Linked DNA regions of Homo sapiens: region 1 is linked to region 2. Evidence: chromatin loops called from intact Hi-C (ENCODE). Cell type or tissue: ascending aorta. All regions are shown on one strand. Links, peaks and the distances in the headings refer to the core of each region. The heading gives the core; the rest is flanking DNA. Region 1 has its middle 8.1 kb from the start of CSTB. Region 2 has its middle 4.0 kb from the start of PDXK.

Evidence for each region. A loop is a pair of places that touch in the nucleus more often than their neighbours do. Peaks named below come from ENCODE experiments on the same cell type or tissue, not always from the same donor. Only the 100,000 strongest peaks of a DNase experiment are listed, where the experiment ranks them.
Region 1: it touches region 2 in a loop (5-fold over the local background); 39 of 110 quality-filtered maps call a loop at or near these places.

What each region holds. Positions count from the first base shown.
Region 1 is chr21:43,766,829-43,769,634 of GRCh38, reverse strand. No RefSeq gene overlaps it. Among named protein-coding and RNA genes, the nearest start is that of CSTB, 8.1 kb to the left of the region's middle. RefSeq lists enhancers at 428-1,041, 1,020-1,592, 1,042-1,655, 2,270-2,806 and a cis regulatory region at 764-1,812. In ascending aorta, for the core only: no CTCF peak of the experiment used is centred there; a DNase peak (open chromatin) is centred at 1,274.
Region 2 is chr21:43,713,705-43,716,510 of GRCh38, reverse strand. No RefSeq gene overlaps it. Among named protein-coding and RNA genes, the nearest start is that of PDXK, 4.0 kb to the left of the region's middle. In ascending aorta, for the core only: no CTCF peak of the experiment used is centred there; no DNase peak of the experiment used is centred there.

The sequences.
Region 1 (2,806 bases), core at 119-2,618, 53 kb before region 2:
CGGGGTTTCGCCATGTTTCCTAGGCTGGTCTTGAACTCCTGAGCTCAAGTGATCCACCCACCTCAGCCCCAAAATGTGGTAGGCTTACAGACGTGAGCCGCCGCGCCCTGTGCCTGCAGGTTTTGCTGGCCATGTGTTCCCGATCTGGCAGAACAGAGCAGCCAGGCTCTGTGTTAGCTGAGGTTCTGTCTGTGTAGACAGGGTCTGGGTGGGGGGAGCCAGGCAAAGCCAACAGTATCCTTACCAGCCCAAAGGAGCTGGGAGATGCCACCACAGCCTTACTCAGTCTCTCCTCTAACTGCTGTCAGGAAACGTGCGTTATGAAGCAGGGCCAACTGATGGAGATGAGAATAGATTCCCACTAGATTAGAGACAGAATAACATAATTGGATGCAAATTGTGCAAAAGATAAAATTGTAGGCTTGAGTAATCTAATCATTCCACTACCAGGTAGAGCGTCTAAGATTTCCTAATTGAGCTGCCCAGAAGCGGTGTTAATTCCCATTTTCTATCCCACAAAAGGCAGGGTCAGGACTCCAACATTTGGATGCTCAGAGCTCGGAGAGCTCCCCACGGCACAGCCAGGCCCTGGTTGGGCACAGTCCCTGACCATCGACTGAGCTCACACTCATTCCTTTCCAGGTCGTCTCTCCCTCCTCCCTCCTTCCCACATCTGAATGTCCTCGTGCCAGGCACCCTGCAGGTCTGCTTGCAGAGCGAGGCAGGCATGGCCGCTCTCTAAGAGGCTTACAGTGTCATAGGTGGCCAGGGATGGGCCGGGCCTTCCCTGCCCAGATCCTTCTCCCCACCTCCCTTAAGGGCGAGAAAAACTATAGAATTTCGCACAGATGGAAAAGACACACTTCCCAGGCTCCTTTGCAGCACGGGTAGCCACATAACCCGGGGATGCTAATGCAGGCCCAGATCAAGGAGCGGTGCGGAGCTGTGGTGGGGACACTGGGATCTGGGGGCAGGGAGCGCTGTGGACAACGTGGGGCAGGGAGAGCTACGTGTGCGGAGCTGCCTTTAGAGAAAGCTGACCGCAAGGCTGACTGTGGGGGTGGGGAGGGGGTGAGCCCCTGAGAGCCGGCTGGAAGGACAAGAGCGGGGCTCGGGGCTGCTCAAGAGGCTGCTGCCCGGCCTGGGAGCAATGGGAGGGGCAGTTCAGACTAAGCAGAGCTGACTCGGCCACTGTTGGCCCTTCTTCCTTCCCTATTCTCCCCCATGGCTACGCTCACCTTTGTGCTCCTTGAGAAAATCACAGGACGCAGATCCTAAGGGCTGCTGAGTCATGCCTGCCCGGCCTCGTGTGTCTGGGTGCGGCCCTGAGCCCAGGGATAAGAAAGAATTGCAGCCTGAATGAATGTACAACTGGCTAAATGTGGCCGGCCTCTGCGCCCACACTCCAGGGGTGCACATGTCCCTGACGGGGTTTCTGGCACGGGCAGGATGACCTCTTTTGGGGGTACAGGGTGTGGTCTCAGCCAGGGGGCCCCCTCCATGGCCCGACCACAGCCCTGGCCAGGGCGCTGCCGACGCAGCCTTGCCCAGGAGTGTGTCGTGAGGCCTGGGTATGACACAGAGTCAGGGCGGAGGGGGTGTGTCGAGAGGCCAAGATGCTGGTGGGGTCAGTGGCAGCCAGAGACGTAGGCAGACAGAGCTCAGGGATGGTGAGGCCTGGCCCACTTTCTGGGTGGAGAGGCCACGGTCTCCATCAGAGACTAGGGTGCCAGCAGGGGAGGCAGCGTGGCCTGTGCCGTTTCCGTAGGGAAACCTGAGGCAGGGCCCAGGGCAGCACATTTTGTGGCTACAAGCCGGAGACGGGGGAAGAAGGCAAAGGACTCGCAACTCCCACTCAGGGAGGGATCAGCCGCCGTGTCCCGCCTCCAGGAAGGGTAGCACCGAGGCAGGGAGGGTCATGGGGCAGAGCACAGGGTGCCCTCACTCAGAACACTGAGGCACAGACTGTGCATGGGGGCCCCATCCCCCCAACAAGGGAAAGTGAAGACTGGACCCTCAGAGGCCACACAGTCAGGCCAGCCTCGGGGTCGCTGTGCTGCTCCTGAGAGTAACAAGGGCGTGAATAACTAGATGTCTGGACACATCTGTGTGTGTGTATGCTGTGTGTCCACGAGTGTGTGTGCCTGTGCATCCGTGTAGTGTGTGTGTTCGTGCATGTGTGCCTGTGCTTCCGCGTGTGCGTCCGCATGTATATGTGGGTGCGTTTGCGTGTGCGTGCATCTGCGTGTGTATGTGTGCGTCTGTGTGTGCATCCGCGTGTGTGTGCATCCCTGTGTGCGTGTGTGTGCGCCCGCATGTACGCATGTGTTTGCATGTGTGTGCCCGCAAGGTTCCCATGTCCAGACGCAGAGAGGGTGGTGAGGAGGCTACACACACAACTGCTTTCTCAGGGCCATGGGTGTGAACTTGGGGCCACTAGCCTTCTGCGTCACTTTCACACTGTTCAGAGAAAATCAGCCAGGTGGTGTCTGTGTAAACAATCAGCACAGCCAGGCGGACGCGTCCTTCCAGTGAGCTCAGGGACCCGGCCCGGCTCTGAGGGAGGCCTATGATGCTGGGTCCGTGGAAGCCAGTTCCAGCCAGGCCATTCATCGTGACCTGTGAGGTCTTGGGAATCCCACCCGACCTCCGAGAGCCTGTAAAAAGGGGGCGTCATCCCAGTGTTGCTGGCTCGGCTGCTGACACCTGAGCATGCCCAGTGCACACTGGGCGTGAGCCTGCTCGCACCCCCAGGCCCTCCCCTTTCACAGAAAAATTTCCCAAGCCTGTTCAGTCTGCTCTTCCT
Region 2 (2,806 bases), core at 188-2,687:
TGGGGAGGCAAGTGGACGGGGTCCTGGAGATGGTGTCCAGAAAGTCATTCACTGAGAAAGAAAAGAGAGGACCTGAGAGAACTGACACCAAGCGGGTCTTCCACCAGAGCATTCGAGGCATGACCAGCTGAGTTATGGTGGCAACACAGTGTGCCCTCAAAGGACGGTGAACCTTGGAAAATGTCAACAAAAAGAGTCAAAATCTGTAAAATATTGAAAGAAATTTATTCTAAGCCAATTATCAGTGACCATGGCCCATGACACTGAAATGGGAGAGTTCCCTGACCCCTCTTGCAGGATGTGCAACAAGGGTGTGACTTGTCTGTTGAGCCGCCATGCATGTTCAAACCCCTTACAGGAGGGGGAGCACAGAGACGGGCAGGTGCAGGAGCGGGGATGAGTGCCCCTGGGCTCCAGCCCCACAGCAGCATCCAGGGGTGGGTGTCTGCGACTCCCGAAGCCCAAGCGGGCATGTGTTACAGTGCACTCTTTAGCCTTGCCATCTGCAGATGGCTTAAATCTTAACCAGCCAGTGCCCTCTTGGTACCCAGGTCCTCATCCAGCATCCAGGAAGAACCAAGTCGCACACAGACTTGAAGGATGAATGCGGGGGTTTTATGGAGTGGTGGAGGTGGCTCTCAGTGGGATGGATGGGGAGCTGAGAGGGGATGGAGTGGGAAGATGATCTTCCCTTGGAGTTTGGCCGTCCAGCAGCTGATCTCCCCTCTGACCGTCCCCCAGCTGAACTCCTCTTGGTGTTCAGACACTCCTTCTCTCTGCCCCACCATTCTGCCATCCTTCTGCTCTTCTGTTTGTCTCCTCATGGAGACAGGGATTTGGGGTTTATATGGGTACAGGACGGGGGACATGGCAGACCAAAAGGCAACTTTTGGGTGCAAAAACAGGAATGCCTGTTCCCATTTAGGGCCGTGGGTTTCCAGGCTTGAGGGCGGGGGCTTTCCCAGGGAACTGCCCTCTTCTACCCAGTATTTCCCTGTCTCCTGTCCGTATCAACACAGGCCTCAGGAGGTCCTGAGAACATGTGCCCAAGGTGGTCAGGGTGCAGGTTGGTTTTAGACATTTTAGGGAAACGTGAAACTTCAATCAAATACATTTAAGAAATACATTGGTTTTGGGCTGGGCATGGTGGCTTACACTTGTAATCCCAGCACTTTGGGAGGCCAAGGTGGGCGAATCACCTGAGGTTGGGAGTTCAAGACCAGCCTGGCCAACGTGGCAAAACCCTGTCTCTACTAAAAATACAAAAATTAGCTGGGCATGGTGGTGTGTGCTTGTAATCCCGACAACTCAGGAGGCTAAGGCAGGAGAATCACTTGAACCCAGGAGGCAGACGTTGCAGTGAGTCGAGATCACACCACTGGACTCCAGCCTGGGCGACAGAGCAAGACTCCATCTCAAAAAAAAAAAATTGGTTTTGCCAGGAATGGTGGCTCATGCCTGTAATCCCAGCACTTTGGGAGGCCAAGGCAGGAGGATCACAAGGTCAGGAGTTCAAAACCAGCCTGGCCAATATGGTGAAACCCTGTCTCTACTAAAAATATAAAAATTAGCCAGGCATGATGGCGGGCACCTGTAGTCCCAGCTACTCAGGAGGCTGAGGTAGGAGAATCACTTGAACCTAGGAGGAGGAGATTGCAGTGAGCCAAGATCGCGCAACTGCACTCCAGCCTGGGTGACAGAGCGAGACTCTGTCTCAAAAAAAAAATACATTGGTTTTGTCCAGAAATGTGAGACAACTTGAAGGGGGTTGGGGGGATTTCCAGCTTATAAGTAGATTTAAAAATTTTCTGGTTGACAGAGTAGACACGGTGGCTCATGCCCGTAATCCCAGCACTTTGGGAGGCCGAGATGGGCGGATCACAAGGTCAGGAGATCGAGACCATCCTGGCTAACATGTGAAACCCCATCTCTACTAAAAATACAAAAAAATTAGCCTGGCGCCTGTAGTCCCAGCTACTCGGAGGCTGAGGCAGGAGAATGGCGTGAACCAGGAGGCGGAGCTTGCAGTGAGCCGAGATCACGCCACTGCATTCCAGCCTGGGCGACAGAGTGAGACTCCCTCTCAAAAAAAAAAAAAAAAAAAAAAATTTCTGGTTGACAATTGGTTGAGTTTATTTAAAGACCTGGGACTGGCCGGGCGCGGTGGCTCACACCTGTAATCCCAGCACTTTGGGAGGCTGAGGTGGGCGAATCAAGAGGTCGGGAGATCGAGACCATCCTGGCTAACACGGTGAAACCCCATCTCTACTAAAAATACAAAAAATTAGCTGGGCGTGGTGGCGGGAGCCTGTAGTCTCAGCTACTTGGGAGGCTGAGGCAGGAGAATGGCGAACCCGGGAGGCGGAGCTTGCAGTGAGCCGAGATCACGCCACTGCACTCCAGCCTGGGTGACAGAGCGAGACTCCGCCTCAAAAAAAAAAAAGAAAAAAAGACCTGGGATCAATAGAAAGGAACGTCTGTTAAGATCAACGATTGTAGAGACTGAAGCTCTTACTTTCAAAGGAAGCCTTCAGGTAGCAGGCTTTAGAGAGAATGGGTTGTCAAATGTTTCTTATCAGACTTGAAGTCTGCATTGATGTTAATGCTGGAGAGGTAGAATAAGGCACATCCCATCCCCACTTCCCATCATGGCCTGAACCAGTCTCTCAGGTTAAATTTTCAGAGTTCCCTGGCTGAGGAGGAAGTCCATTCAGATGGTTGGGGGGCCTCAGAATTTTATTTTTGTTTTACATGACCATGGTTATGGTGACCACACGTCATGTTATCAATACTTTTTTTAAAAGCT